Linked DNA regions of Homo sapiens: region 2 is linked to region 1. A link is a loop called in an ENCODE intact Hi-C map of the cell type or tissue named here. Cell type or tissue: sigmoid colon. All regions are shown on one strand. Links, peaks and the distances in the headings refer to the core of each region. The heading gives the core; the rest is flanking DNA.

Region 1 (16,339 bases), core at 3,045-11,044:
TATGAGGAGGCTAGGGAAGTTCTTGGAGTGGGTGAGCTGGTTCCAGAGTCTTCACCACCACTCCGGACCCTGGGGCTGGCTCTCCTGTCCTCAACTGGCCTTGGCCTTGGAGTCCGCAAGGGCAGGGCTCATGCTTCATCACTCATCAGGGCTGGGATCTCCCTATTGCAGGGCCAGAGGCTCAGCTGAACTCAGGGTGGGGCACGCAGGATGTTGATAGCCATGCTTAGCTGCTGGTAGGAGAGGCCTCCCCGCAACTCGAGCTTGAAGCTGGCCTAGCCAGAAGGTCCAGATGCCTCCCTGGTCCCCTGCAACGGCCTCCACTGAGCCCACATCCCATCTCCTGGAGTCGCACAGTTGCTCTGCTCCCCTTACCCCTGCTGGCTCCAGGTCTGGCTCATACATTCTGAGGCTGTCATGAATGCCCTCACTGCCCGCAATAAAACCACCGCATCAGACACACGGGGGTGGGGGATGGGAGGCTCCTGGGCTGAGGTGGTTTTTGCTGTTGCTTTTGGCAGGCTGTCAGACTTCTCTGGGCCCTGCCTGGCTGTGGGCTTCTGCTGCAGCCTAGGAGGGGGCTCGTTGGCACCTGGGGTTCTGTGCCCCTGCACATGGGCCATGTGAGAGCAGAGATGCCAGCTCCCGGAGGCGGGACATGTGCTGAGGGAACACAGCCCTCCATTTCCATTTCTAAAACTCTCTCCTGGCAGGAATGCTGCTGGGCCTGAAATACAAATGGAACTGTACCCCTCCTAACCCCCAAATCCCCACCCCAGGTGCTCCACCACAGCTTGGAGCTGTCTGCAGGAAAGGGCTCGTCATGATGCCAGTGATGTTCACAGAGGGGCCCTGGGATGGGTCCAGACTAGGGGGCTGGCAGGGGGAGGGTGGGCAGAGAGCTTGGTTAAAGCCCCCTGCTCTGTGCCCCCCACCCCTGAAATGTGTGTTTGCATTTTGCCCTAACTGAATCCACTGTCTGCCTTGAGGTCGCCATGACCCTATAAGTGGGCAGCCAGGGTGGCAAGAGTGTGTCTCCTTCCATCTCTAGGGGAGGGGTGAGCACTGCCTTTCCCCCACCCAGGCCAAGGACTGAGGTCCTCCCAGTTCAGGATATACTCTTTGGCAGGCCCACTTGGCCAGGCCCTGTGGTGGGCACTGGAGACACAGATGTGGCCAAGGCTTGGGGTCTCTGTCCCCAAGTAGCTTGTATTCTAGTCGATGTGAGAGCAGGCAGTGTGGCATAGTAAATCAGTATGGCAAATGCAGTAGCGGGGGAGCCCCCCAGCCAGCCCCCTCCTCACCCTGGGGTGCAGGCAAGGGTGTATTGGAGGGTATGTCAGAGCGGGAGATGGGTTTTGAAGGATGAGTAGGAGTTTGTCAGGTGATACAGGCATAAGGAGGAGACACAGTCCTAGCACAGGGAACAGCAGGAGCACAGGTGTGGAGGTGAGCAGCAGCCTGGAACACCGTGGGAGTGCAGACAGGACACGCGGCAAGGAGGGGCTGGTAGGAGATGAGACTGGAGCGGCTGCAGGGTTCAGTCATGGGACCTTGGATGTAAGTCCAAGGCCCAGCTGTCAAGCCTGTTATAGGCAGGCAAAGTGGACTGGGCTGGGCCTGGATGCTGGCACCAAGCATGCTTGTGACCCTCCCAGAATAAGGTCTGGTTGCATTCTAAACAAATCCAATGTGCTATGCAGGACCCAGAGCCCAGACAGGGTAAGAAGTTGCCTAGCACTTCTGTGGCAGGGCCAGCTCAGCATTCATAGCCCTCCGGGGTTAGAAATCTGTGCTGGGCTAATCACCTGAGGTCAGGTGTTCGAGACCATCCTGGCCAATATGGCGAAACCCCGTCTCTACCAAAAACATAAAAATTAGCGGAGCATCGCGGCCAGCACCAGTAATCCCAGACACTTGGGAGGCTGAGGCAGGAGAATCGCTTGAACCCGGGGAGGCGGAGGTTGCAGTGAGCTGAGATCGCGCCACTGTACTCCAGCCTGGATGACAGAGTGAGACTCTGTCTCAAAAAAAAAAAAAAAAAAAAAGAAAGAAAGAAAGAAAGAAATCTGTGCTGGGGTTGGAAGGGACTGAGAGGCCTTCTGGAAGACAGAATGACCCAGAGAAGAGTAGGCTGGGATGTTGGCTGCCCAAAACCTCGGGATGGGGAGAGAGCCAAGGGAAAGCATCCTTGAGGTGCTGCCTTTTCTCAGTTATCTGGGTGGGCCACCTGCCCTGGCATCCTGGAGCCACCAGGCCATGACCCACCCCACTCTAGGAGCTGTCCAAGCCTTGGCCCCTGTACCACCCTTAACCAATGCTGCTCAAGGGAAACAGAGACTTCCAAGTGGCTTCTTAGCCCCTTCCCACCCCTGTGACTCAAAGATGTCACTGTTCTCGTAACAAGAACCTGCCAAAGCTCAGGCTATGGGAGCCAGAGTGGGGATCAGAACAAACACCCTACCTCCCAGCACCCAGAGGCAGCCAGCCTTCCAGGGCATTGTTTGGTTTGGGGTCTGGGGGCTTCCTCTGGAGGGCTGAGGCCCTGCCTGGTGGGGTCAGACTCAGAAGGTTTTGCTAGGGTCCAGGCCAAGCTTGGCTCAGCAGAGAGAGGCTGTGGGTGTTGAGGGGGAGGTGAAGGAAGATGAAGACTTGGCCTTGCCTTCAGGGGTCCTAGACTGAGGGGGGAGACAGTGTCCCACCCTGAGGAGCCCAGTCTGAGAGGGGAGATGTGAGCCTGCCCAGGAAGCCCCTATATGTATGAGGAGGGTTGCACTGTCACATCTGAGCAGGAGGCAGGACGCACACACTCCTGATAAGGACACATGAAAAGAACAGATGGCGCCAACAAGTGCAAATTAATTGAGCGAAGCCTGTGTACATAGGCGCTGTGAACAGGCAGGCTGATGGCTCAGGAGGGGTGGTGCGGGGGCAGGGCAGGGAGCAGGGAGAAGCTGTAACGAGCACTTACCGATGTCTCGCTGGATCTGCAGCCGGTAGCACAATTATTGACAAAGCCTGTCTATAAATCTCCCAGCCATGTCTTCAGAAACCTTAATTACGGGGCCTCATTACCCTTCACACCTCTAGGCACGGGGGACCCTCCTGGGCTGGGGCGGCTGCTGACACTGCGGCTGGCCTGCCATGGACAGGCTGAACCCCTTCAGGAAGATGTGCCTAGCGGGGGTGTCCAAGGGACACTATTCAGGACCACGTGGCTCCGAGGAACGAGCAGAGGCTCAGCCTCTAGGCAAGGGCAAGGGGGTGAAAGGGACTTTGGAACAAGGGGAACATAAGCTGGGTTTACATTCTAGTTTTGCCAGTCCTTCTGGACTCTGATGGGCACCTTCCCTCTCTGAACCTCAGTTTCCTCATCTGTACAATGAGGAGAGGGCTGTGGTGAAGATTACGTGAGCAAGGTCTGTCTAGTGTTGAGCACAGTGCCTGGCATGTGCTGTGTGAGTAACATCTGTCCCTTTCATCTCTTCTCGGTCACTGTCTGAAGCTACCAAGAAAGAAAAGCGGCCCCTGGTGGCCAGGAGCTGGCGGCCACAGCTGGACCCTGGTGTCATTCACAACACCACTCTCTGACCACTCTGTAAAGTGTGTGAACACAGATAAAACATAGTCATTGTCCAAACCACAAAAATGACCAAACTCCCTTTCCTGGCTAATATGAGTGACTGCTGCTTCTTTATTAGTGACCATCATTCCTGCCTTCTCGATGAGAACTCCTATGATACCGACTCTTAGAATGCTGATTCTAAGCCAGCCTCCCGCTGTCATCTAACCCAGAGCAAAGCCTGTTTCCTCAAACCCTTTCCCAAATCCCCTAACACCAGCTTGAATCTGTGAAGTCCTTTCCCACACACTCTTTCTGGGATGCCCCGCAACTCCCATGGTTGCATCCCCCTTACTACAACGAGTCAATAAACCCAGAATAACTCCAACTTTGTTAAACTGCATGTGTGTTCCTGGTCGTTTTCAGCTGGAGGGGTTGAGATCCTGCTATTAGAGCCTCGTCTGTTTAGATGACTGTGCTCTCCAGGCCTGAATCCTAGGCTCTCATTTTCACATTCTTCCCTCTCATTATTTTTGCGAAGCATGTGCCCACTGTGTCCCATTTGTTGTCCTCACCCAGGCCAGGAGAGAACACACTGGGGTAGGGGGTGTGGAGGGGAGAGATGCTGGGGGCACCTGCCACATCTCTCCCTGGGGGAAGGAGCCCTGTCTGGACATTTGGGGCTCTTGGGGGATCCAAGGAGGCCTAGACCATCTTTAGCCTTGGGAGGGACCATGGGTAGGGGAAGGGACCAGGGTGATGGGAGCTCAGTGTCACAGGAGAGCAGAGGTGGGGTGAGACCACCCGTCCTGCCTCCAGGCCTGTGCTACAGGCCCCGTGCGCCCTGTCCAGGCAGATCACGGTCCTGCCTCCAGCCTAGGCCACAAGCCTCCTCCCCAGCCCTGTGTTGCGGAAAACCACCTCACTGCTGCCAGGCTCCAGGCCACCCCAGAGCTTCACAAAGTGCTTCAGCCATCAAAACCCCAGTAATCCCTGTGTTCAGCTTTGCCTCTTGAGGCTTGAGCCTCAAGGCAGTTGGTCCTTTCAGAGCCCCCCACCTCCCCTGCCTGTCACCCAGCCTCTTTTGGCCTCAGTTCCTCTCACACCTCACTCTCCCCATCCCTGAGAGTCCCCCATGGGAACCTTCTCTACAGCCTGCTCAGCCTTGCCCACTGCTCAGGTAATGGAAATCCAGGGCCCAGACCTCACAGATGCAGGTGGCAATGAAGGGAGGGGGCTTCCTGGGGGCAGCACTCTCGCTGCTGGCGGGTACCCTCCCTGCTGGCTCTCTCAGGATGCCCCCTGACCACCTCAGGCCCCTCAGAGTCGGTCTCAAAATTCAAATTTCTTTTTTTTTTTTTTTTTTGAGATGGAGTCTCCTCTGTCGCCCAGGCTAGAGTGCAGTGGCTTGATCTCGGCTCACTGCAACCTCTGTCTCCTGGGTTCAAGCTATTTTCCTGCTTCAGCCTCTCAAGTAGCTGGGATTACAGGCATGCACCATCACGCTCAGCTGATTTTTGTATTTTTAGTAGAAACGGGGTTTCACCATGTTGTTCAGGATGGTCTCAATCTCTTGACCTCGTGATCTGCCCGCCTCGGCCTTCCAAAGTGCTGGGATTACAGGCATGAGCCATTGTGCCCGGCCTCAGAATTCAAATTCTGATTAGCCAGACCTTCTGCACCAAGCACATCTCCAGTCCTGCCTCCTAACCATCTTCCCAGAGTTGTTTTTGTTTTTATTTTGTTTGAGTCAGGTTCTCACTCTGTCATCCGGGCTGGAGTGCAGTGGCGGGCACATGGCTCACTGCCCGCAGCCTCAACCTCTTAGGCTCAAGCAATTCTCCCACCTCAGTCTCCCAAGTAGCTAGTATTACAGGCACGTGTCACCATGCTTGGTTAATTTTTTAAAAAAATTTTGTGGAGACGGCATCTCGCTATGTTACCTAGGCTGGTCTCAAGCTCCTGGTCTCAAGTGATCCTCCTGCCTCAGCCTCCCAAAGTGCTGGGATTACAGGTGTGAGCCACTGCGCTAGCTTCTCCCAGAGTTTTTAAGTTCCCCTCATACTTAAAGTCCAGGCTGTTCTGTTGAGATGGCTGGTGGAGGACTTGGGGGGTCTGGAACGGGTGGGGCACAGATCCATTTGTAGTGGATAAATAGATTCCCTGAAGGAGTGGCCAATAGTGGTGTAAGATGTGGGTCTTGGAGGGACCGAGAGAGATGGAAGCTTGTTCCCAGACCCTCTGCACTCTCCTACACTGTACTCTTCACTCCCCACTGTAGGAAAAAAAGGCGCCAGAAGCTCTTCATGGCTCACAGAAGCCGCTCCAGGCACTGTGAGGTTTTCACAGCCAGCCTGGGGATAAGGGCTAGCACTGTCCCCCTTTCCCAGCTAAAGAGACTGAGGTTCCTGTAGGTGCTGGCTGGGAGCCGAGTAGGAGGTAAACACCTCTGTGATCCAGACCACCCCTGGTCCACCAAGCTGCTCAGGAAGGGCATTCTGTGCATTCAGTGAGCACACACTTACTGAGCACCCACTGCACGCCAGGCACCTGGTGTGGAGGTGGGCGAGGGGTACAAGGTGGAGTGAGCCGGGAACACAGGCCTGGAGCTGGGAGGAGGCACCACTGCCATTGAGCATGGGTAGAATATTCTGGGTTCAGGTAAAGGCTTGAGGCAGGGGCTTCAGAAGCCCCAGGGCCCATCAGGCTGAGGGGCTCCTGTTGCAGGCAAGGGAACAATGCATGGGTTCAGGGCGGGGGGTAGCATGTCTAGATTTGGGCTTGGGACAGGTCACCTGGTGGCTGTGTCTTAGGAGGAGGAAGGCTGAGGTAGGCAGGAGGGCCCCATCTGGACGGTCAGCTCCCAGATCCTGAGCCAGCTCTCTGAGTGAGCCCACTGGCCCTCCACAGGAGCCCCCCCACCCACATACAGGAGAAGGCAGGAGGGTGAGGTCTTCATCTTGGCCTCCACAGGACCCTCCCTACCAGCGTGGCAGCTCCCTACTGAATGGCTCCCTACCCAGCCTGAGGAGGAAGAGTGAGATGCCTCCAGTCCCAAACTAGTCCTCTGAGAGGGTCCAGCTGTCATTGCTCTTCCTGGCCCTTCCAAATCCCCGAGCCCCTCTGCAGCCCAACCCCAGGGTCCACCCTGTGGAGGTGGATTTGCATATCTGAGAGTGAAAAAAATTCTGCTGCAGAGGCTTAGTGCCACCAGAGATGCTGAGCCCCCTTTTGTCTGTTTGAGTAAGAGCTGGCTAAAGGCTGAAGGATAATTAGTCCCCCGTGGGCAACGCTGTCCCCCCTCCTTGAAGATTTAAAGGCGCAGCCCACATGCTCAAGCCACTCGGGTCTCAGCCCCTTCCCCCACAGGCCCTCCCCGCCCCCTCGACTCCGCCCTAAGGAGGGGACGGCAGCTCTGGCAGGAGCCGATGAATGAGCATTTTATCTGATTAAACTGGGAGTGAACTGGCTGGTCTCTATTATCTGCGGACTTGATTGGATATTTAGCACCAAATGTGTGTGTGTGTGTGTGTGTGTGTGTGTCTGTCTGTCTGCACACATGGACTGGGCTTTTCTAGTCCGTGTGTCAGGAAGAAATTGGATTGTACTGAAAAACATTTAATCTGAACTCAGGAGTGCACCCTGATAGAGTCACCAAGCTAGTGGTGAGGGTTGGGGGAGGGACAGTTCTGCCTTTAGCCCTGGACAAGAGGGGCTCCAGCCCTGGGCCCCGTGGGTTGAAAGGTCCTGCTTTGGCCCTCTTCGGGGTACAACCCTTCCCATGGGGTGAGGAGTCAGTGGTCCCAAGGGGGACGTGCCCACCTAGAGCCCGTGCCCGCTTTAGACCTCACCCTGGGTAACTGGGATCCTGGCACTCCCCTGCTTCCAGGGCCTGTCCTCCTGAAGGTGGCAGTATACCCTTATGCACTCGAGAGAGCCCACAGAGTCTCATAGGTGTGGGACTGAAATTGAGCTGTGTGAGAAGAAAAGGGGATGGGTGGGGTTGAGGGGTGGGGGCCTGGGAGTGGCTCTCGCCATACTGCCAGGGGCCAGTGTGGAAGCTGAGAATTCTTTGAGGTTGTTCATAAGGTGTATTTATTGAGGTAGAGGAATGGAACATATTTAGGAGTTTGCTAGCTTCTGCTTGATTTATATTTTGATTACTGGGGTTTGGACATATGGTATGTAGGCCTTGCTTATACTCTCAAATGTTCCAGGTGGAACTCGGCAGGGGGTGGCCTGAGGCCACAGAGCTTGTCTTGGTGTTTACTAGGAAACTGAGGCAGCTCTTCCTCCCAGATAGGCTGGGAAGATGGTGAGTTAAGCTCACCAGGCTCCTGACTTCCAAGTCACCAGGCTCGGCCAAGGCTCAAGTGCTAGGCTGGAGACCCCCAACCTGTGTTGGACCAAGACTCCCCCTCGGTCTTGTCTGGTGGCCCTGGGAGGGTTATTGTGCTATCAGCAGGTTCCTCTCCCACAAAGTGGGGATGATAATTGTATGTTCCTTTTCAGTCTGGAGTGAGGATTACATGAGATTGTGACCGAAGTTCTGGGTACAGAGTACGAGCTCAGTGAATCTTGATGGGAACACTTAGTGTTATTAAAATGAGTACTAAGGTTGGGCTGGTGCTTGCAGAGCACAGAAGGGACAAGCCCCATTTCCCAGGTTAGCAACTCTTTCTCCCAGTCGCTCCTGGTTCTATAGTCCACCTCACCCTCACCAATCGATGATTCAAGCCCTCAGCAATTTATGGCCTCATCATCTTGGCTTTAGTTACCGAGAGTGCTCCACTCCTGCCTCGCCCACCCACCATTTAATTAAGGATGGACAGCAAGACCTGGCAGCACCGGCCATCTCACTAAGGAGCAGCGCCAGGAGGCTGTCCCACCTCTGCCTGCCTTGTTTGCTGGGATGAAAGAGGAAATTGTCAAGACCAGGCTCCTCACTCCACAGGAGGGGAGACGGAGGCCCAGGAGGGGAGGGGTCAGTCAGGCTGACTCCTCAAGTCAGAACTGACTCCATGTCTCCTGATGCTCCTCCTGCCCAACCCTCTCTCGGCAGTAAATTTTCTCTCTCTCTGGGTGGCCTCTGCCCGGAGTGACCTCGTTCTCATCTCCTCTGAGCCTGATCTTCTGGGTACTTAGGGCAGGCCCTGACTTGACCAGTCCTCTAGTCCACCTATCCCATCCATTCTTTCCTCCACACCGCTAAGACTTTCTCATCCCTCACTGGAGGGAGGCATTCGCTCCATTAATACAGATAGAGAAACTGAGGTCCAGACAGGGAAGGGACTAGCCCTGGGGCCCCACAGTGCCTTTTGGTGAGACCCCAGGCCAGGCCTGGAGAGAGACAGGCACACACACACTAACTAGTAATTCCCACTCAACAGATCAACAGATTCCTCTTGCAGGAACAAGAGGAATTTCATTTCCCTTCCACCAACAAATCAAAGATCTGTTATGGTTTCATGCTAACCGCCACTGATGCTTGGTTGGCTTTTCTCTCTTGCTTATCACAGTGACATCTGCAGACTACCCTGGCATTCTGTAGAAAGTGTGCACTGCCTGGGGTGGGAGTTGATGGGGGTTAGGATTAGGTAGACCCCCTCTGTGCTCCCACAATCTCCTGAGGACCCTGAGCCCCAGTCCTGACCACATCCTCCTCCAGCCATTCTTGATGTGTCTCCCTGCTCAATTGGGACTTCTTGAGCACAGGGACCCTTGTACGGAATTATCTTTATGTGACTGTCACATATCTTGGAGGTGAACTTCTGGAGAGGGGGTCAGAGGGAGAGGCCTGGGTGAGTTGTGCTGCCTTCCGTCATCCCCCTCAGTCTCGAGGGATCCCATGAACACAACGACTATTAATAAGCCTCCTGCAAAGTGCCAAAGTGGACGGCCCTTTACAGTTTCCAGTGCATTGCCATCCACTCTCCTGTTAGTCCTCTGAAAAGCCTCAAGAGGCGGGGAGAGTATTTCCTCTACTTAACAATGAAGAGACAGGATCAGAGAGGTTGAGTGATTTTTTCAAGGCCACACAGCTCTTGGGAGGTGGAAATGGAACTCATACCTGCTGGGGCTGCACAAATGAGTGGAGGAATCTGTGGGGCGAGATAACCAGACTTGGCACAGAGTAGATGCTCAAAACCCTGGTCGAACAAATGAATGAATGCATGAATGAATGAGTAGGTGCATGTACCAGAAATGAATGAATGAGTAGGTGCCTGTGCCAGAATACAAAGTCAACAGGGAAAGGAGAGACAGCTGGGGGTCTGAGGAGGTTGGGGGCACCAGACACTTTTGCTCCCTGTGCTCATGTGGCCCCTTCTTGGCTCCTGAAGCACTGCTCATCCTTGGGGTTTGAGTACTTCCCCCTTAGCCCCTGGGTGATGCTCCTTTTCATGCTGTCTCACTTCCCTTGGCCTTTGCAGACTTCTCCCCAGTTAGGCTGGGGGGCTTTCTCTATGGAAGCCTCCCCTCTCCAGGCCCACCCCTAATATCTGTAGTGCCCAGTACAAGAACAGAAATGGAGGCTTCCAGCATGTGCCCTCTGCAAACAGCCGTTGCTTCTTGGGTCTCAGGGTGCACCCTTGCAAAAGTATTCAACCCTTAGAAGTGTAGATTTAAGCTTGCATAGTCCTCAGAAGCAGGTTTAGGCCAGGCGTGGTGGCTCACGCCTGTAATCCCAGCACTTTGGGAGGGCGAGGCGGGTGGATCACTTGAGGTCAGGAGTTTGAGACCAGCCTCACCAACATGGTGAAACCTTGTCTCTACTAAAAATACAAAAGTTAGCTGGGCATGGTGGCAGGTGTCTGTAATCCCAGCTACTTGGGAGGCTGAAACAGAAGAATCACTTGAACCTGGGAGGCGGAGGTTGCAGTGAGTTGAGATCACGCCATTGCACTACTCCCTCCTGGGTGACAGAGCAAGACTCTGTCTAAAAAAAAAAAAAGAAGAAGAAGAAGCAGAAGCAGGTTCAGGCCCATTCGGGGGTCTTGGGTACCGACAGAGTGTTCTAGAAGCGTGGAGCTTGGGATCTGGGGCACATTTACCTAGCCAGGTGGGGAGGGACAAGGCTGGAGGAGTGTGAGTGGGCCCTCTAAATCAGCTTAGGTACCTGGCCAAGTCGGTCAGGAAGACAGGCCCACCGGACTGGCTCATAGCTTTGCCTGGCAGAGCAGCACCAGGCTCCCCGCCAGCTCCAGGGCTGGGGGCTGGGGGTGGGAGGCGAGGCACCCACACACATGTGCAGGGCGTGTGGAGTGGGGGAGGGGACTGGCCTGCAGGGGGCCTTGCTCAGCCGCTTGCACACACCAAGAGACAATAAATCGACAAACACTTAATCTCTCTGCAAATTGAAACGGAGCCGTAAATATCTGCTGCATCCCAGCAGCTGAGTTATGAGTCTCGTTTATTAATCTCTTTAGTCTCAGGTGATGGATGGAGGAGGAGAATGGCCCGCTGAGACTCGGAGGGATGGGGGAAGGAGGGAGGAGAAGTGGGTCAGGGGTCTGGGAACAGCCCTGCCGGAGAAAGGGTCAGAGGGAGAGGCCTGGGGGATTTTTGCTTCCTTTTTATTCTCCGCCTTGATCGCAGGGCCCCAGGAACACAGTGACTATTAAGTCTCCTGCAAAGTGGACAGCCCTTTACAGTTTCCAACACATTGCCCCTCATTCTCTTGTTAATCCTCCCCATAGTCTCAAGAGGTGGACAGGGTGACAGTGTTCCCTCTACTTAACAATGAGGAGACAGGAGCAGAGAGGTGGAGTGATTTATCCAAGGTCACACAGCTTCGGAGTGGTGGAGATGGAACACAAACCTGCAAGAGCTATGCAGGTGAGAGGAGGGGTCTGCAGAGGGAAGTAACAGACACATGTGGGATGTGATCCTTATTTCTTCCTTTCTACCCTTCTCCTCTCCCTCCCTCCCTTCCTCGCTAAAATGCTTGGTAAGCACTGTGTGTGATTGTGTTTAGGAATTGGAGAGAAAAAGGTCAGAGTTGGGGGAGGGACAGGAAAGGGAAAAGAGCTGGCGAGTGTTCTCAGCCATGGCTTAGGTCGGTTGCCTTGTCTTAAGTATTTAATTGTAGGACCCCCTCCAGCCCCTGTCAGCAGGCGGTGCTCCCAGCTCGGGGCCTGCAGGAGTGCAGGGGAGGAGCTGAGGAGGGCTGGGGCCCTGAGAAGCCTTCCTGCCTTCGGGGAGCTGGGCCTGGGCGGGAGCTCGTGAGTGTGTGCTGCACAGAACAGGGATGCTTGGAGAGGTGACTGGGAGAGAGCACAAACCCAGCAAATGGGGCAATCACGCTGGGCAGTAGAGTCAGGGGCTACGGAGACTGAGGGGACACAGCAGGAAGGCTGGGGTGGCCAGTGTTTTGGGAACGTGTCTTGTGGCTGGTGTGGGATGGCCTGAAGGGGACACTGAGTCAAGGGCATCTGTTTGGAGGCCGTTGGGTGGGCCCTGGTTGGCTCTGCTCTCTGTCTCTGTCTCACTCCCTGTTTCTCTTGTAGTTCCTCAGCCTCTCTTGGTTCCAAAGGACCTGGGGCCTGGGCCCTCTCGTACTCCCAGACCCTGGGTGACCCTGCTCCCAGGCTGGGCTTGGTGCCTGAACTAGTGGCCCTGGGGGGGCTGCTTATTCCTGCTCCTGGGGGCCAATCCCAGGCTCCCGGGGCTTTGCAATGTCACCACCCTAGGCTGACGTTCCTGCTGCTTGTTGCCACCAAAGTGGGTAGTGTGCAGGGGTGCTCCAAGTCCCTTCCCTGGTGACTGCTGCTGGCAGCCTCAAAAGACTCCTGCTCAGAGTTAATCACCTGCCACCAGGTGGTGCTGAGGAGTGGAGGCCGGGTCTGACTGCTCTGCTGTCGGCCTCACCAGGCTGCAGACCCCATCCTGGGTGTGGGTCTGGGGGCAGGACCAAGGCTGCAGCCACAGTGCAGGAGCCTCAGGGCACTCAGGAACATCTGCTCCAACCGCCTGTGCTGTCAGAGGCAGGAACTGGGGCCCAGAGAAGGGAAGGAAGGTCAAGGTCACTTGCAGGAGCAGTGGGAGCACTATGAGTGCATGGACAGCACGGAGCTGGGCCAGACTGGGCAGGGGGAGTATGCCCTGTGGATGAGGGAGGCTGACAGGGTAGAGAGTGTGGCAACCTCCAGTGGGGCAGACCTGGGACAGGGGAGGTTTCTGTGCCATGTAGGGTGGCCCCCATCCAGGTTTGCCTAGGACTGTCTTGGTTTAAGCACTGAACACCTCATAGTCTGGAAACCCGTCAGTCCTGGACAGACAGGGATGGGTGGTCACCCCAGGGCCATGCCAGCCGGACAGAAAGGACTAGGCTCAGGGTGTCTCTGCTACACGGCCAGCCGCCCTTTCTGGGGGGCCTCACCTCTCCCATCTGATCCTGAGAGGCAGGTAGGGTAGGGTAAGCAGCATGCTAAGATGGAGAAACCAAGGCACATGGTCACCCAGCGTCCCCAGAGCACCCCTCCGCCTGCCTGCGAGGAAAGGGGTCCCTGTGCTGGGAGGCTTGCCTTTCTGAGGACCGAGCCCACCTCTGGCACACTGGGACTTGGGAGAGGCCACAGCTTCCCTGGTCCTCCTTCCTCTCTGCACTCATGATCTGGGGCTGTCTCTGCTGAAGTCAACCTACACCTCCGGAGCACGGCAAGTGGGGTGGGGACAGCTGGGGAAGGGGATTTAGAGAAACCGAGGGATTAAGGCCGAATCATTCTAGGGTCCAGCAGACTCAAGAAAGGAAGAGAAACAAAAGCGGTATGCTCAGAGGGGGCGGGGATGTGGAGGAGACAGGTGGAGGGAGGGGGAAAGGCTTTCAAAAACAGAATGAAAGAAATGAGTTATTCCAGTGTAAGGAGGTTGGAAAAACTCCACTGAATCTTTTAACAACCCTTGTCAATTATTCATCTCCTGGTATGAGGGCCCTCTGGTCTGCCACAAATCTCCTCTGAGCAAGGCAGAAGGAGGGAGGGAAACAGAGGAGGCAGAGAGAGAGAGAAGGAGAGAGAGGTGGAGAGAGAGAGGGGGGAGGGAGAAAAAGAGAGAGAGCGAGAGAGAGCAGGAGAGACAGGGAGAGAGACAGGAAGAGGAGGGAAGCAACCCTGTGCTTGAATTTCTGTGCTGGAAACAACACTGAATACACAATTCTTCCATAGTAAATGAGCACATCTGCCTTTCTTTATCCAAAGCATAGTCTGCCTCCTCCAGGAAGACTTCCTTGCCTGCCTCTCCCCCTATCCACCACCTCCCCAGCTCTCTCTCATTCACTAAGGGCTCACTAGGTGTGTCCAGGAGTGCTGGGTAAGTGTGGCAGTTAAAAAGCTACATTGTCCCAACCATGCCCCTCCTTTGCCTGTTCATCCCCCACCAAATATTTACTGTGTGCCTACTCTGTGCCACTAATCGTCTCCCCGGGTATGGCTTGCTCCTGTCCACTGGGGAATTCTCAGAGCTGAGGTCCTTGGCCTCTTTGTCCCCATGTCCCTGCCCCAGCTGGACACAGGGCTGGGCACATGGCAGGGTGGAGAGTTCTGGTTTTCTGACAGGCTGGAGGAATGGGGAGTCCAGGCACATGGCAGGTGTTTCAGAAGCCCTTTGTGGAGGAAGTCGGTCCATCTAGAGGTGGCATAGAGCCCCCTCGCCTTACCTGCTCCCCTCCTGGCGTCAGGAGGCATGGCCTGGCTCCGTGTGAGATGGGCTCAGGGTGCCCAGAGAGTGGAGGGCAGATGCTTGCAGGCTGTTGACTATTTGGGGAGTTGCCATGTTCAGGATGAACCTTAACACCTCACTCTTCACACTCACTTAAAGGCTCACCTCTTCCCAATGGCTTCCTGAGCTACTCAGACGGGAGATAAGGCTTCCTCTACCTCTGCCTGAGGCCCTACACTTGACCCAAGACCATACCCATGGGACCTTGACCTTGATGGGCCCACCCAGGACCAGAGTTTTGTACCATGTTGACCAAATGGAACTTGAAAGGCCTGCATCAAAACGAAGTGTTCCAAGGTGAGAAGAAATGGTTGGGTTGCAGTCTGGGAATGAGGTAGATCAAGGGCACATCCAGGGACAGGGAGCCACAGTGGGCTTAGTGAGCCATGGGGATGGGACAGGCAGGGCCAGGGGCAGCAGGCAGCATTGCACAGAGAGGCATAGACCTCCTCTTCTCCACTCTCATCTATTCCCAGAGCGCTTTTCTCTCCAGAAAATGTTCAATTTCCTATTAAGCTGAAGTCGGATCTGAAGGGAATCAGAGATAAAATTGTTTTTTGGGCTCCGGGGAATGCATGATGAGACTGGATATAGACAAACACACTCCTGAAATCAGGGGAGGCCAAGAGGCTCAGCCGGAGACAACGGCCCAGCGTGAGGGAGGCGGTTCTTCATTTGACTACAACTCAACCACTGCCATGTCGCTGGCGCCTGCTGCTCCAGCCCTGGGACCTGCTGCCGGCCACCGCTCCCTGGCCGCATGTCCAGGAGCCACACACACTGTGACCGTGCCATTGCTACTCAGTTGTGTCCCAGTGCTACTACTCTGTATGTCTGCCCACGTCTTCCACACTGTGCTCCGTACTCATTCCCGTGATTGCACCCTCCTGCGGTGCAGGGCTGTGTGACATGCTTCTACGGCTGGGTCTATTGTTATGCAACGACACTCCACTGCTCCGCGGCCACGTTCGATTGCTTGTCACTGTGCCTCATGGTCGCTTGAGTTCATCCATTGCTATGTAATTTTGTTTGGTTGCTATGGAAGAGTGACCCATTGCTACACAGCTAGGCTACCTGTGCTTGTCATGGAGCCGTACACTGTTGCTACTCACCCACGTTCTACTGCCTGTAACTGGGATCTACTGGCCACGTGAACATGTGTGTCTGGGTCCTGCCATGATCCTTCTGGGCACTGGCCAGTGGGTAGGAGCTGGGGCTGGGGGCTGGGTCTCTAGGCCCCAACTAGGGCAAAGTGTCAGAAGTAGAAATAGCCAGCCTGGTAAATCTGAGGAGAGCGAGAGAGTGAGAGCGAGAAGGTGAGTGAGAGAGGGAGTGAGAGAGAGAAATGATGAGTTGGGAGACCGAACCAGAGGTGAGAGGATAAACAAGGACGTAGTCAAGAGTCAGGAACAAGGAGGGATGGCGTGCCTGGAACAGAGTGGGATGGGTAAGGGAGAGGGGCATACCCACTGCCCTGGATACTCTATGAGTCTCTGGGGGACCCGATGGTGCCAGGTTGACTGAGCATACAGGCCTCTGTAGTGTCCAGTATTTCCTTGGCTGGATGCAAGGTGGCATGAGATTGCCATGTCAGGAAGCTTTGGGCAGGCCCATTCCTGCCCATCCCTGGGCCACCTCATTGCCACCCTTTGTAAAATGAGAGGATCAGTCTAGATACTTTCTAAGGTTCTTTCTGATTCTCTTGCTGTCCAGCCAGGGGTTCTCTATTCCATTGCCCAAAAAGCATTTACCAACATCTGTCTTGGACCAGGCCTGGGCAGGGCTCTGGAGCCCAGAGGCGAGTAAGTCAGTGTGTTCTTTAGTTCAAGGACTGGATGGTGGTGGCTGAGTGGCCCTAACCCGATAGCAAACCAGGGCTAGCAGCCAGTCCTTAAGGCCTCACCAGGTGTCCAGCAAGAGGGAGGGTAGAGGGACCAGGAACACTCTCTCCGGGTGAATGAGCCACTGATGGGAGTGCTGAGGGTGATGCCCAGGGTGGGCATGCTTGAGTGAGTTCTCCATCAGACCCAGCTCACAACACCTCTGCAGTCTGTGGGTATG
Region 2 (16,339 bases), core at 3,521-11,520, 250 kb after region 1:
CTTATAACAGCCACTAGTGAGCCTGTGAATTTTTGCGGTATCAGTTGTAATTTTCCTTTTTCATCTTAGATTTTATTCACTTGTGTCTTCTTTTTGTCTTAGTCTTACTTAGGCTAAAAGTTTGTCAACATTATTTATCTCTTCCAAAACCCAACTATTCTTTTCATTGATGCTTTTTCTTCATTTCAATTTCATTTATTTCTGCTCTGATCTTTATTATTTCTTTTCTTCTAGTAATTTTGCGTTTGCTTTGTTCTTGCTTTTCTATTTCTTTAAGGTGCATTGTTGTTTATTTGATGCTTTTCAACTTTTTAAAAGTAGGTGTTTATAGCCATAAAGTTCCCTCTTAGTACTGCTTTTGTCGTATCCCATAGGTTCTGGCATGTTGTGTTTCCATTATCATTTAAGAAATGTTTCAATTTCCTTCTTAATTTCTTCATTGACCCACTGGTCATTCCAGAGCATATTATTTCATCTCCATGTGGTTGTATAGTTTCCAACATTTCTCCTGTTACTAACTTCTAGTTTTATTCCATTGTGATCAGAGAAGATATTTGATATTATTTCATTTTTTTCTAATGTTTTAAGACATGTTGTGTGACCTAAGATATGGTCTATCCTTGAGAATGATCCATGTGCTGAGGGAAAAAAAATGTGTATTCTGTAGCCCAAGGGAGAAGACACCTGCCCCCACTCTGCTGCAACACACAGCGCTCTGCTCAGGGATGGGGCAGTGGAGTGCTGTTGTTACACAAGGGGCTCTCTGTCGGGGAGGGAACAGAAGTCTGTTCTGTAGTGTTTGCCATTTCCATGGTGCAAATCTTCCATGGCTGATTTCAAGCTGCCACCATCTTCTCAGCCTGGGCTTGTTTGTACCCACCCTTGGGAAGGCTTTCCAGGTATTTGAAAGGATGTGGGTGTTGTGATCTCAACTGTATCTTTATTAGATACACTCCAAGCCCAGTTATGCTATGGTTCTTGCAGACTCATAGAGGAACTGCCTTGGTAGTCTCGGATAAGATCTGGAAGAATTCTCTGGGCTACCAGGCAATAGAGACTCTTATTCTTTACCTGTAGTTTCTCTCCAAAAACAGTCTCTGTCTCTGTCTCTCTCTCTGTCTTCCTCCCTCCCTCTCTCTCTGCTGAGCCACTTGGAGCTGGGGGTGAGCTGACACAACATCCCTATGGCCACCACCACTGGGACTGCACTGGGTCAGACCTAAAGCCAGCAAAGCACTGGGTCTCACTCAGGGCCCACTGTCAACACTACCTGGCTATCGTCTATGTTCACTCGAGGCCCTGGGGCTCTACCGTCAGCATGTGGCAAAGCCAGCCAGGCTTGTCTTTCTCTTCAGGGCAACGAGTTTCCTCAGGCCCTGGCGGGTCCAGAGATGCTGTCTGGGGTCAAAAACCTTAGAAATTTACCTGGTGCTTTATTCTAAGGTGGCTGAGCTGACACTGAAACCATGAGACAAAGTCCTTCCCACTCTGCCTTTCCCTTTCCACAGGCAGAGGAGCCTCACCCTGTGGCCACCACCACAGGTGCACAGGGAGTGCTGCCAGGCTACTGTCGATGTTCTCTTAGGGCCCATGGGCTCTTAAGCCCACTTCCAGGCCTGGGGCTCACCCTTCAGGGCAGTGGGCTCCCCTCTGTCTCAGGGCAGGTCCAGAAATGCTGTCTAAGAGCCAAGGCCTAGAATCAGTGACCACAAGAGCCCATTTGGTGCTTTCTACCCCATTGTGGCCAGACAGGTACCTAAGCTGCAAAACAAAGTCCCTTTTACCTTTCCCTCTGCTTTTCTCAAGCAGAAGAAATCTCTCACCACAGCCACCATAGCTGGGAATGTGCTGGGTCTCACCTGAAGCCAGCCACCTCACAGGGGGAATGATTGGTAGAGACTACTGTTCAGCCATCTTGCTCTGCCCCTCCTCCCTCACTTAACTTTACCTCCTAAGAGCCCTGTTTCCAAATACAATCATATAGTGGGTTAGGGCTCCAAGTATGAACTTTTGGGAGACACAATTCAGTCTATAGCATTTGGACTTGGGAAGAGGGAGGAAAAGAACACGCACAGGAAGGTCACAGTGTAAGCAACAGTATGGAGGTGGGAAAGTTCAGCTCATGGATAGGAAAAATTGATCCAAGTTGGCAGGGCCCACAGGGAGATGTGGTGCGGTGGTGAGTGGCGGCCACATCAAAAGAACCTTGAATGCCAGGCTGAGGTGGGAGGCATTTCCTGTTGTGTAGAAGATGCCATGAGGTGGTGAGGAGGGTAACATGATGAAAGGACATTTGGGAGGATGGATCTGGCATCAGTGATGGGTGGGGATAAGGGGTGAACAAAGCTGGAGGCCAGGAAACTGGACACATGGCCCAGAGTTCAGGCTTAGGCTGTTCAAATGTAGTTTCCACACTGAGTTCCCATGTGGATCCAAGCATGCAGCGGGTAGATGATTTGGAAAAGCAAAACCATTCTCTTCCCATTACCACAGAGTTTCCCAGTTGAGTTCATCACCAGAGTCCTACACATCAGTCGACCTGCCCCAAACTCTGTCCCTAGAGGCTGTGACCCAGAGGGAGCCCTTGTCCAGCTGTAGCCCGGGGACACTGCAGCCTGAGCAGGACTGCACCTGTTCCCTCCCAGGAGCCTTATCTCTGTCTAGCCAGGCTTTGGCTTCAAATGCCCTCAGCTTTGGCTTCAAAACCTCCTGGGTCAGATTCATGAGGGATCTGGTCTTCTTTGGTTTAGGGATTTTTAAATAGCTTTTTCAAGCAGGCAGTAGATCAACTCTGCTTGGTTACCTCTAAGAACTGGCTACAACTCACAGAGATCTATTATACTTATAGCTGTGGTTTGATTACATGGAAAGGATACAGATTAAAATCAGCCAGGGGAAGAAAGGCATAGGGCTGAGTCCAGGAGGGCACCAGGCATAGGGCTGAGTCCAGGAGGGTACCATGCACAGAGTGTCCATTATCCCTTCCCCATGCAGTCAGAGTGCACTGCCTTCCCAGCTTTGCTATGTGCCAATACACATGGAGTATTCCCAGCCAGTGAGGCTCCCTCAAGCCTCAGTGTTCAGGGTTTTTACTGGAACTTCATCACAGAGGCATGCTTGATTGTCCATGTGGCTGCTCTCAGTTTCCAGTCTCCTGTCCTTCCAGGGATGACCTAAAGCCCAGACTCTAAATCACTTAGTTGCTTTTCCTGGCCTGGCTAGTCCCCACCCTAACTATTATTATTAGACCAGCCATCATGAGTTAAGATCCCCACGCAAACATATTCCTATCAGGTATTACATGTTGACAGTTACGTCCCAGGAGTCTAGGACAAAGGCCAGACCTCTTTTTTGGTCAATGTTAACTTTTATTTGAAACTATACAACATGCCATCACCCTGTTATCCTTTCTATCTTCAAAATAACCCTAATTGGTGGGTAAGGATGTTTATTATTATAAACAAGATCTCAAGAGGGAAGATGCTTGGGCAAGGTTGCACAGTTGATCCTGGACTCATGGTATGAGACTCTTTCCACTCTCTGAGAGCCCCGAGTCCTGAGAAGATGATGGAAACAAGGTGTGTATATGTGTGTGTGCACGTGTGTGTTTGTGTAAATGTATATCTAATGAGTATGTGTGGATATGTGTATGTCTCTGTGTGTATACATTTGGATGTCTGTGTGTGTATATGCATGTTTGTGTGTGTGTGTGTGTGTGTGTGTGTGTGTGTACAGTGGTGTACACCTGTAATGCCAGCTACTCAGGAGGCAGACAGGGGAAGATCACTTGAACCCAGGAGTTTGAGAGAGAGAGAAAATTTCAATGACCTTTTTCTTGCAGTTAGAAGATAAAACCCGGGGCTGGGCATAAAGAGACAAAGCACAGCGTACAGAGGCAGAGAAATGTCTAATAAAAACAAGTGACCAAGAATTAATTAGTTCATCTATAAAGAAATATAGCACTTAAGCAGCAGATTAAAACTGGAAGATAATTTCCTCTAGAACCCTGATAATCTTTGTGAGAAAACTGTTGGCCACATATGTTAATTGCCAAAACTCACAGGGCCCTGTGCAACAGAATTGGGGAGAAAAACCACCTTTTTTAAACTCACTATGCTACAAGCAGCATTCAACTCTTTCTCAATTAAGATTTCACAAACCTACCTCCAGCTTCCAGATGGTGAGGGAAAGTGTGATCAGATTTTACGATAAATTGTGCCTGTCTCTGAGCCCATCTCCTCCCATTGAAGAGAAGGAAAATGAGGTGAGCGCATTACAGCCCTGCCTGACAAAAGTCACAAGGGAAGCAAATGATTATTATTTAAAACCAGAGAGTCCTATAATTTATTCATGAATGCTACACATTCTGTATCAGATCTTCCATTTTGATTTACTTGTATTCTTTGAAGCAAATTTATAAGATTCAAATTATTCAGAAAATGCTCCCAGGTAAATAGAAGAAAACACTTTAACCACATGAAGTATCATGCTACACAATATGGTGTGGTGGTGAAGGGTGCAGGCTCTAAAACCAGAAAACAGGTTCAAGTCCTGGCCCTACCACCTTGGCAAGGTTACATGGTCTCTCTGTGCCTCCATTTCCCCATCTAAAATGTGGGAATGACAATAATAGTGTCTATTTCACAGAGCTGTTTTGAGGAAAATAATATATGTAAAGCACTGTGAACAGCAGTCAGTGCTATATAAGTGTTTGCTCTAGTTATTTTAACATTTCAGATGATAAATATCTACCCTGTTATTCAGATGACAAGCGTCCCTAAGCTGATAACATGATGAAGAGCTTTTGGGTTTCTTAATTTCCATCAGTTTTGTGAGGGAAAAAATACCACATGAAGAAGAGCAACTGAAGCAGGCGTGAGGAGGAAACTTGGCTTAAGATTGGGGGGCTTGGGGTTATTAGGCTTTCATCTTCTAAAATGTCCTAAGCTCCACTGATAAGAAGACGCTTAGTATCAATCTAGCTAAAAAGGACCAATAGGCCCCAAAAGACACTGAGTTAGAGACAAAAATAGAAGGGTAATAAATGAAATATGGAAAACTACACAACCAGAAAAATAAACAGCTACCAGTACCCAAAACGTGGCTAAATCTCACAGGATTCTGTTGAATGAAAGAAGCCAGCCACAAACGCGCACATACTGAATGATCCCATTTATATGAAGTTCAAGAACAGGCAAAACTAATCCATGGTGACAGAGGTCAGGATCCTGGTTAACTGTGAGGGGACAGCAACTGAGAAGGGGCAAGAGGGAGCCCTCTGTGCTGATGGGAACATCCTGTATCTTGAGCTGAGTGTTGGTTACATGAGTGTGCACATATGTAAATACTATTGAGTTGACTGGGCGTGGTGACTCACACCTGTAATCCCAGCACTTTGGGAGGCCTAGGCAGGTGGATCACTTGAGGTCAGGAGTTCAAGACCAGCCTGGTCAACATGGTGAAACCCCATCTCTACTACCATACAAAAATTAGCCAGGCGTGGTGGCAGGCGCCTATAATCCCAGCTACTCAGGAGGCTGAGGCTGGAGAATCACTTGAACCCGGGAGGCAGAGGTTGCAGTGAGCCAAGATCTTGCCACTGCACTCCAGTCTGGGCAACAGAGCAAGACTCCATCTCAAAAACAAAAAACAAACCAAAAAACGATAGTACAAAGTTGTAACTTTAGGTATATGCACCTCACTGTATGTAAGATACTGTCTTAGTCCATTTGTGGTGTTATAACAAAATATCTGAGACTGGGTAACGGGTAAAGAAAAAAAATGTGTTTCTCACAGTTTTGGTGTCTGAGAAGTCCAAGATCAAGGGGCCAGCAGGCTTGTAGTCTCGCAAGGGCTGCTCCTGCTTCCAAGATGGCACCTTGAACAGTGTCCTAACATGGTGGAAAGGACAGAAAAACAAAAGAAAACAGAGCTAGGTAGTTCCCTCAAGCCCTTTCATAAGGTCACTAACCCCATTCATGAGGGGGCTCCTCCCTTACAGCTTAGTCATCTCCTAGACTCCACCTCTTAATTCTATCACATTGGGGATTAAGTTCCAGTATGAATTTTAAAGGAGACACAATCATTCCAACCATAGCAAATATGCTTTACTAAAAAAAAAAAAAAAAAAAAAAAAAAAAAAGGAATACCTTGTCTCTAAACATAATATTTTAAGAGTTTATATATTTATAGCCCAATTTTCCACTTGCTTAATGACGACGAGTGTCATTCTTAGCTGAGAAAAGTTTCAGTAAATTATTTTTCTCACATTATCTATTAATATCTTATTCAGATAAAACCAAATTTCTAACCTGGATTTTAGGTTAAGACAGGAACCATAGTCATTTGTTGCAATGTGAGAATGACAAGAGAGAGATATTAACTAGCAGAATCCAACTATAAAACTAAATTTAACGGCACAGTTCTCTACTAATGACTCCCCTAGACAAATCATTACTTGGATATCAATGAATCAACTAAAAATGGACGTGAAAACAGTTCGAGTCCTTTTTGCAATGGATGGATGTTTTCAAGACTATTAAGTGAAGAGGGTTCAGAAACAAGGGGATAAATGGCATGCTAATTTGGGGTTGAATGGAGTAATGAGATGATCTTGGAAATACAAGAATCCTGCTTAATGGGACTTGTCTACTTGCAATTCAATAAACCAATATACGTAAATTAAAAGAGACGAAGGAAATGAGCACTCAGAACAAAATTACAGGAATAGGGCCGGGCACAGTGGCTCATGCCTGTAATCCCAGCACTTTAGTAAGCTGAGGCGGGCAAATCACCTGAGGTCAGGAGTTTCTGACCAGCCTGGCCAACGTGGTGAAGCCCCGTCTCTACTAAAAATACAAAAATTAACCAGGCATGGTGGCGCGTGCCTATAGTACCAGATACTTGGGAGGCTGAGGCAGGAGAATGGCATAAAACCAGGAGGCAGAGCTTGCAGTGAGCCGAGATTGCACCATTGCACTCCAGCCTGCACGACAGAGCGAGACTCCGTCTCAAAAAAAAAAAAAAATTACAGGAATACATTTAGCAAAGAGGCACCAAAATTGAGATAAGAGCCACTGTCCCACCTGTGACATCTTCTGACATCTTTCATTCTTGAGTCATGGGGGTTGCAAGCCAGGGAACAGAGTCTTCTGCCTGGAAGCTAAAACCAGGTTTTGGGGTAGGTTCAGAGAGACTGTTCAGACTGAATATGCATGTTGCCAGGTCAAAAATATCCCGATTGCAAGAGCATTTGCAAAGACAATGGTGCTCAGGGAAAGATAATGCTGTGTGTTTAAAAGGGAAAAAAATTAAAAGAATGGAAACAAAGAAGAAAAAGTGACCGGAGGGTAGGGTGACCATATGTTCTGGTTTGCAAGGTACAGCTAAAGTTATGTCTGCTGTCCTCGTGCAATTATTATAGTGCCCCTTTCACTCTCTTAAGTGTCTGGATTTGGATGATAAAGCATATGATCACCCTACCAAAGACAGGAAGTTAGCCAGAAGACCCATGTATCCATTTTAAACGGTGCGGCCTGATCTGTAGTCACGCTCATGCTGCTGCGCAGCTGAGCGCTCTGCACCACCTCTGCCTCGCCCTACCACGCCCTGCCTGGGTCTCCTGGAAGGCTGGAGCGGAACCCACGATCCTGCGCTGCTCTGGTGCCACCTGCAGGTTACATGGGGGAACTGCTTCTCCACCACCCCCACCCCCCTCTACCCCCACCCTCCTCCACCCCCACCCCACTATCCTCCACGCCGCCTCCCCACCCCACCCCAACCCTCGACAGCCATGGACTTGGCCAAAAGACATTCAGAGCAAGTGAAGCCCTGCCTGGGGAGTTGGCTGGAGCCAACAAAAGCCCGCGTTACACAATCAGACCAGCCCACTTTAAACTAACAAAGCCAAGCTCCTCTTCCTACCCACTCCTGTCCTGTCTCATTTTGTAGATGGTAAACTGAAGCCTAATTCAGAATTTTCATTGGCATTGTGTCCAGAAATGGTGGGTTCTTGGTCTCACTGACTTAAAGAATAAAGCCACAGACCCTCGCGGTGTGTGTTACAGTTACACGCCTCGCGGCGTGTCCAGAGTTTGTTCCTTCTGGTGGTGGGCGTTTGTTCTTTCTGGGGGGTTCGTGGTCTTGCTGGCTCAGGAATGAAGCTGCAGACATTTGCCGTGAGTGCTACAACTCTTAAGGTGGTGCTTCTGGACTTGTTCCTTTCTCCAGGGGGGTTGGTGGTCTCGCTGGCTTCCGAAGTGAAGCTGCAGACCTTCGCCGTGAGCCTTACAGCTCATAAAGTCACCGTGAACTGAAAAAGCAAGCGGTAACAAGATTTATTTCAAAGACCAAAAAAAACAAACCCCCACAACGTCAAAGGGAATCTAAGCATCATTGCCACTGCTGGCTGGGGCGGGGGGGGGCGGGGGGGGCAGCCTGCTTTTATTCTCTTACCTGGCCCTACCCACATCCTGCTGATTGGTCCATTTTACAGAGAGCTGATTGGTCCGTTTTGACAGGGTGCTGATTGGTGTGTTTACAATCCCTGAGCTAGACACAAAAGTTCTCTATGTCCCCACTAGATTAGCTAGATACAGAGTGTGGATTGGTGTATTTACAAACCCTGAGCTAGACACAGAGTGCTGATTGGTGCATTTACAAACCTTGAGCTAGATACAGAGTGCCGATTGGTGCATTCACAATCCCTTAGCTAGACATAAAGGTTCTCCAAGCCCCCACCAGAGTAACTAGATACAGAGTGCCCATTGGTGCATTCACAAACCCTGAGCTAGACACAGCGTGCTGATTGGTGTGTTTACAAACCTTGAGCTAGAGACAGGGTGCTGATTGGTGTATTTACAATCCCTTAGCTAGACATAAAGATTCTCCAAGTCCCCACCAGACTTAGGAGCCCAGCTGGCTTCACCCAGTGGATCCCGCACGGGGGCCGCAGGTGGAGCTGCCTGCCAGTCCCGCGCCGTGCGCAGGCACTCCTCAGCCCTTGGGTGGTCGATGGGACTGGGTGCCATGGAGCAGGGGGTGGCGCTCGTCCTGGAGGCTCCGGCCGCACAGGAGCCCATAGCGGGGCGGTGGGGGGAGGCTCAGGCGTGGAGGGCTGCAGGTCCAGATCCCTGCCCCGCGGGGAGGCAGCTAAGGCCTGGCGAGAAGTCGAGCACAGCAGCTGCTGGCCCAGGTGCTAAGCCCCTCACTTGCGGGGGGCTGGCGGGGCCCGCTGGCCGCTCCCAGTGCTGGGCCTGCGGACCATGCCCACCCGGAACTCGCGCTGGCCCACAAGCGCCGCGCGCAGCCCCGGTTCCTGCCTGCGCCTCTCCCTCCACACCTCCCCGCAAGCTGAGGGAGCCGGCTCTGGCCTCGGCCAGCCCAGGAAGGGGCTCCCACCATGCAGTGGCGGGCTGAAGGGCTCCTCAAGTGCCGCCAAAGTGGGAGCCAAGGCAGGGGAGGCCCGAGAGCGAGCCAGGGCTGCCAGCAGGCTGTCACCTCTCAGTAGGATTGTGAAGCATACAGCTGGAGCTTCCCAGGTGACATTCCCCACATCTGTCTTTCCCCTAACACTTTAGGGTAGTGGGGAAGCAAGAGAGCTTAAGCTTACTAAGCTCCTACCGTGTACTGGCCAGAGTGGGCACTTTTCTTTCCAGCCTTGCAATTGATGGGAAATAGGTGATTGTACAAATAGGATACAGGATCAGAGTGGGCTGGCGATGTGCTCACAGTCTCTCAGCTGAAACTGGAATCCAGGAGTCTTTGACTCTAAAGCTAGTGCTCGTTTTGGGTCTCCAGCTTAAGCAATAGTTGCAAAATGCAAAGAGCACCATGAAAATCTAATATTGATCCATGTAAGACTGTATTGCAAACAGAAACATGGAGTGACTTCGTGGGGGGTGACGGCGAGATGGGGAGATTATCTCAGGTCTATGTAACCTGGGAAGTCTCCGAGAAAAATGAATGAAGCATGACTAAGTGCAATTTGTCTGATAAACAAAATCTGTCAGAACGTGGGGCTTTGTGGGTCCTGAGTGAAGGTGAACCCATAGTGCTGGATATTTGCTAAGGTGTTCTTTATAAAATCACTCAGGGCCTCAGTGCCTCCACCTTCTTCATGACCCTAGGTCCACTTGCCTCGGCCTCCCAAAGTGCTGGGATTACAGGCATGAGCCACTGCGCCCAGCTGGTTGGTCTGACTTACTGTGCAATCAATCCACCCTGGGGTCGGCCAGGGCTTTAAGGCTCTAGAACTGTAGGAGATAGTCAGTGCTCCTGAATTCCACCCCCAGGCCTTCTGCACTCAGTCTGAGAGGAATGATTTCAGGAAATCAGACAAGCAACACAGGATTTCACAATATCTCATACTTGTCTGACTGGCTAGCATTTTGGAAAATTTCTGCGGTTAGCTAGCTAGCTTTTGTAATGTGCTTGGCTATCAAGTTTGGGATATTTATAATATTTATAAACTGAATTTAGCACAGTCCAGGCAGCTGGTCTTAGTTTAAGGAAGTTCCTTGAGCCAAGAATGAAGGAATTTTCCCCTCACTTGACAGCAAATGCATTTTGTAAGGGTGAACAGAGACGTCCAAACTTCCTGTTTTTTGTTTTTGTTTGTTTGGTTGTTTCATTTTGTTTTTGTTTGTTTGCTTTTAGTATGGGGAGAATCTGTTGAAATTCTAGACTCTTCTCTCAACAGAGTCTCCACAGGTATTTGCTTTATTCAGGTCCAGCGGGTCTGGAGCTGACATCTGGATTCAGAGACAAAAATAAGTGACGGTACTGGCCCCATTCCTCCCCTAGCCCCAGGCTCAGCCTGTGCCTGTGCCTGGGACCAGGACCAAGGCCACTACAGGCGAGTGTGTTCTCAGAAACCTGGATCTCCATTCCCTTCCATCTCCCTCCATCTGGCCCACCTAGTCTCCACCCACATAGAGGTGCAGCCCGCATCCCACCCACTCCTTCCCGTGACCACTTCTTACCTACATTGTAACGGGGTGGGGCCTTACCCTAAATCATGCATTCTCAACAGAGGCATTATCACCCCACAGAGGATGAAAAGGCAGGGGAGGAAGGGCAGTTGACCATCTTGGCTATTACCATGGTTTCTGACCCTCCAAAGGCTCACAGTCCATACATATGTCCATGTAAGGAAGAAGTAAAACCATCTCTATTCGCAGATGATGCGATCTTGTATCTAGAAAATCCTATGGAATGTACAGTGTATCTATGGTATTAAAATTTCATACAGGGAGGCACAATTGGGAAAAGATGCTAAAAATGCTCCTTAAGAGGACAATAATAATAATTATAAAAAGGTCCAGAAACACTGCCCTAAATGAAAAAATTAAAATGAAAGTTCAAGCACAGGGATGAGAAGGTGGGGGTAGCTTCCAGAGACCTGCCTTCTGCATCACCTGAGACTGACAACTCAGGAGAGCACAGAAAGGAGAGAAGGAGAGACCAGGCAGCCTGTCCCCCAACACGTGGCCATGCGCTCCATGATGTAGGCCACAGATGGTGCCAGTCTAGACACAGGCTCCCCGCAGGCAAATCCCAGCTCTGCCACATACAAGTTTAATGACCCTGACGAGGTACTCAGCCTTGCTGCCCTGCTGTGCTCCTCTGTAGGAGGAAGATGGGCTGTAACCACATAGGACAGTTGGGAAGATTAAAGGTTACTTGTGCTAAATGGTGAAATCGTGTCTGGTACCCAGTTGTCTTACCTGGTTGTCCCATGCTCTCCCTCCTGGGCAGGATTGCCCACTCCTCAGTCCCTCCAATCCGATTGGTGTACATTGACCTTGTTGGAGTTGTGAGCTCAGGCAGAGCCCCTGCCAGGTGCTTCTAGAAGAGGATTTGGGGGAAAAGGCAGATTGAACTTGGGGTGCCTATTAGGGGGTCGAGAAGCTCCTGCCCATCTGTTCACAGTTCCATGGACTTTTCAGTTACTAAAGTCACAAAGACTTGTGGCCTGAAGAGTGACTTTAACTCCATTTCTAACTAAATTCCTAACTCACCCCAATTCTAACTCAATTCCTAATTCCTAAGGTTTATTCTCAACCTTAAGCACCAAATGTGCCCCTCCATCTGATCTAATCCCAAATCCTAACCTGGGGCCTCCCCTGAACTTTAGCTCTAACCCTCACCCCGATTCTAAGCCCACCCCATCCTTACCCCAGTTCTAACTTGGGCCCTATCCTTAGCTGTGGAGCTCACCCTAAGTCCACTGGTAACCCAGTATTTCCCCAAATTAACAGGCCATTCACTTCCACAGTCATAAGTTTTCCTCTACCTGTGTCCCTTCCGAGTGTGGAGTTACTTACTATTTGTCCTAAGTGGATCTTTAAAGAATTCCACTTCAGCATCATTCTGAGCAACTAGATCCCAGAAATCACAATTTTTTTTTTTTTTTGAGATGGTGTCTCACTCTGTTGCCCAGGCTGGAGTGCAGTGGCACAATCTCAGCTCACTGCAGCCTCTGCCTCCCGGGTTCAAACAATTCTCCTGCCTCAGCCTCCCGAGTAGCTGGGCCTACAGGTGCACACCACCACACCCGGTTAATTTTTTGTATTTTTAGTAGAGAGAGGGTTTCACTGTGTTAGCCAGGATGATCTTGATCTCCTGACCTCATGATCCACCTGCCTTGGCCTCCCAAAGTGCTGGGATTACAGGCGTGAGCCATCACACCTGGCCAGAAATCAGACTTTCGATGAGCTGGTTGTATTGTTTCTTTTTTTCTTTTTCCTTTTTTTTTTTTTTTTTTTTTGAGACGGAATTTCACTCTTGTCATCTAGGCTGGAGTGCAGTGGCACAATCGCGGCTCACTGCAACCTCCTCTTCCCAGGTTCAAGCAATTCTCCTGCTTCAGAGCTTCCCGAATAGCTGGGATTGCAGGCACGGGCCACCACACCCAGCAAATTTTTGTATTTTTAGTAGAGACAGGTTTCACCATGTTGGCCAGGCTGGTCTCGAACTCCTGACCTCAAGTGAACCACCCGCGTCGGCCTCCCAAAGTGAGTGCTGGGATTACAGGTGTGAGCCACCGCGCATGGCCTGGTTGTATTGTTTCTAACAGATGTTAAACTAAATATAAAAGGTTTAACATTTTAAAAAAATGTTTCTCCACGTGCCTCGTATCTACAGTTATCTCCCATACCACAGGAAGCACGCATAGCACTTTAGAAAGGACTGAGCTGCCTGAGCTTAAACCACCAGCACCACCAGCACTACCGTGGCCCATGCCCGTTGCCAGGCACCGGGTGGCGGGGGGGGGGGGGGGGAGGGGGGGTGCGCTGCAGCGCCCTCTGCTGGCAGAGTCCGGGAGCAGCCCTAGCTCAGCTCCCCTTCTCGCCAGGCAGGGTTCCCTGTGTCCTACCCCCTTTGACTTGACATTTGGTGCATTCCAGCCCGGGTGGTATGCACACTAGCCATGGAGTTTCCTTAATTGTGAGGAGTGAGGAAAGATGAGAAGGGAGCCCCTTACTCTAGGCTTAGGTGCTGGAGGCACCTGGGGTGTGAGGCGGAGACAAGGCTGAGGTCAGAGGAGGAGATGGGGCCTGCTGGCAGGGCTAGGCTGAGGGTGAGACTCTGAGGCATGGAGAGTGGTCAGGGTTGGGGCCAGGAGTCAGAGTGAGGCTGGGATAGGGAGAATGGTGGACATGGGCAGGGAGAAGGGTGGACATGGGCCAGGACAAGGGGAAGTAGAGGGTGGGAAAACAGCCTGACCAGGCTCTGTGACAGCTGCTGGAGCTAAGAGCCAGGTTGGGGTTAGGGGCAAAGCAGATTTTTAAATGACTTCAGGCCTCAGAAGGAGACCCTGGAGCAGGGCTTCGCTGAGCTGCCACATAGAAAGCTTGTTGTCTACTCCGGGCCCCAGTGAGTGAAATGTCCCATCTGGGTGTGCTGGGAGCACAGTGCCACCTCCTGTCCAGCCCCTCCATGGTTGACCCCTTGATCTTGGCTCCTTCAGACCCCAGGACCCCCACAATTGTTTGTTCATCCCAGATCTTGTTCTTTACTACCCTGAAGACAAGCCCATGTTTTTTTGTTTTTTTCTAAGATCTAAAATGTGTTTATTTTCCTATAATTCATAAAGCACTTTATAAAGCAGTAAGATCTTAAATTTGTGCACTTTTAAAATATACCAAAAAGCTATCTTCACACACATTTTCTCATTGGTTCCCACAAAGATCCCTTGAAGTCAAAAGGAGCCGCATTCTCCCATTTGCCAGAGGTGCAGCCTGAGGATCAAGGAGGGAGGTTAATGTGCCAAAGAGGGCCACAGACTACTAAGTGAGGATTGAAACTCAGTGTCCTGACTTCTAACCCAGTAAGCTCCCATTAGTTGACACGTAAACACCTGAGATATAGTCCAAAGATGAAGCACAGGTGACATATTGGGACTGGATCTTCTTGGTCAAAGGATCAAGCTGAGAGAATAAAACTCCAGGACTGGAATCTGGGCATCTGGGATGGTAGTTGGGGTCAAGGGTGGTGGCACTGATCAATTCCCATTACCTGGCTGCTCACCCACGCCAGTGGTGGACTAATTCCTATAATGCTTGTGCCAGGGGAATCCCTCGGGTACTAACTGAAGCTCCACCTGTGATGGCCAAGACAACACATTCATCACCTGTTACCAAAGTCCTGGGCCTCCCACACCTCCCTTTTTAAGGGTTTTACCACCTGTCACTCAAGGAACACAGAGAGAAGTACAGGATTAGCCAGTGAAGGGCAGTGGCAAAGTTCCTGCAGACTCTGGTCTCTAGTTCCTGACTTTCTCTAGGAAGTAATTCTTGAAATCGGTGCTTCTTTCCTGCCACATGGCACTCCCATTTGGAGATGATCCAAAGGAAAGCCTACCCTGGGTCTCCCCACTTGTCATGTGGGGGGATTCACATGCTTAAGGCTCACAGCATTGAGCAACAAAGGGCTCTCAGCTCTGCTAAGTCCTAAAAGACGCCCCACAAAACACAGTTGTGCTGGGCAAGTGGCCACAAGCCTATGCCTGGGAGAGCCCCCTCCTATCCAGGCAAAAGGCTTCTCAGTGGTTCCTCTGGGGATGCTGAGCAGAGTCTGTGATTGGAGCATCAGGCTTTCAAGATTCACATCTTTATTAAAGGCTGTGACAGTGGAGGCAGGGCAGAACACCCCTCAATCACATCTGAAAACAGCACACATGGTGGGGCTGGAAATCAGTGGGCCCAGTCTCCCTTCCTCCTTCCATCTGCATCAATCTGTTTCCATCGGTGCTTCAGAACCAGCGCCTGTTTTAACAGTCTGGCATCAGAATCTTATTTTAAATGCATCAAAATTCACTGTGAGAGCCAGCACTCCGGTCGTGGGAACAAGACCCTACGGAATTCCTCAGTGGGTCTTCAGGGGCCCCATGGGATGGGGCTGCAGTATGGGTACACAGACTTCACCAGTGTGAAAGCTGAGGTCATCAGCCATGGAGGCTAGAGGCCTGGGCTGCTTGGGAAGCATCCCAGGAGCAGGGAGCTAATGAGTAGGGATGGGAAGGAGGGAGGAGGAGGAAGGGGCTGTCGTTCTGCTAATCAGAGCGGACAACCCTGACCTGCCTCTGTTCTGCTGTTGACCTCTGATGTGACCACAAGGTTGGGGACTAACAGTTTGGAATGGGAGCTAGAATTCAAGGATGAGAAGTCTTCCTGTCCACTGCCTCAGAGGCCTGCTTTCCATTCCTAAAAATGCAGGATGGCACAGCCAGATGGCCGCTCTGACCGTGGAGGCCAATCAGCCCATTTTACAGATGGGGACACTAGAGCTTAGGAAGGGACCTGTTCCTAGGCCACACTCACTGCACAGTCAGAGATAGGGACGGGACTTTCTCTGCTGTTCCACACTGCTTCCCCTTGGAGGAGCAGTCTATGAGAGCAGCGGTTCTCAAACTTGAGCATGCACCAGCATCACCGGGAGAACCTGTTAAAACACAGACTGCTGGGCCCCACCCTGAAGATTCTGATTCCAGAGGCCTGTGGTAGAGCCCACAGGTCTGCATTTCTAAGAAGCTCCCAGGGGATGCTGATGCCGCAGGTCCTGGACTACATGCTGAGTAGTGCTGGGCACTCCTTGGGACGGCTGAGGGTGAGGGCAGTGCAGGAAGAGCCAAGGGCCATGCTGTGAGGGGTCTGGTGGCCTGAGGACCAAAGAGCAAAGCTGTGGCCAAGCAGAGGTGTCTGTGCAGCCAGGAGGAAGGAAGCAAGCTTTGGAAGGTCAGGCTTTGGAAGCAGGGACATGCATGGAACATCAGTTTCTGTCTTTGCTGATGAGGCCCCTCTGGGATGAAAGGAGAAGGGAACAGAGTTGGCCTCTG

The links. Peaks named below come from ENCODE experiments on the same cell type or tissue, not always from the same donor. Only the 100,000 strongest peaks of a DNase experiment are listed, where the experiment ranks them.
Region 2: a loop joins it to region 1, with 2.5 times the contacts of the local background. A loop is called at or near these places in 22 of 110 quality-filtered maps.

The regions. Positions count from the first base shown.
Region 1 is chr15:74,299,125-74,315,463 of GRCh38, reverse strand. All of the region lies in intron 11 of CCDC33 (coiled-coil domain containing 33), which reads right to left. CCDC33-AS1 (CCDC33 antisense RNA 1) reads left to right here. Exons shown (of 2, transcript XR_007064711.1): 2 at 3,506-3,950. Among named protein-coding and RNA genes, the nearest start is that of CCDC33-AS1, 12 kb to the left of the region's middle. RefSeq lists an enhancer at 13,941-14,762. In sigmoid colon, for the core only: a CTCF peak has its summit at 7,454 (motif pointing right); a DNase peak (open chromatin) is centred at 7,393; H3K27me3 peaks cover 5,099 bases.
Region 2 is chr15:74,045,531-74,061,869 of GRCh38, reverse strand. It overlaps PML (PML nuclear body scaffold), which reads right to left. Exons shown (of 9, transcript NM_033238.3): 9 at 14,043-16,339. Among named protein-coding and RNA genes, the nearest start is that of GOLGA6A, 29 kb to the left of the region's middle. RefSeq lists an enhancer at 13,383-13,592 and a silencer at 15,316-15,507. In sigmoid colon, for the core only: a CTCF peak has its summit at 7,664 (motif pointing left); DNase peaks (open chromatin) are centred at 7,679, 9,439, 10,239 and 10,844; H3K4me3 peaks cover 353 bases; H3K27ac peaks cover 1,962 bases.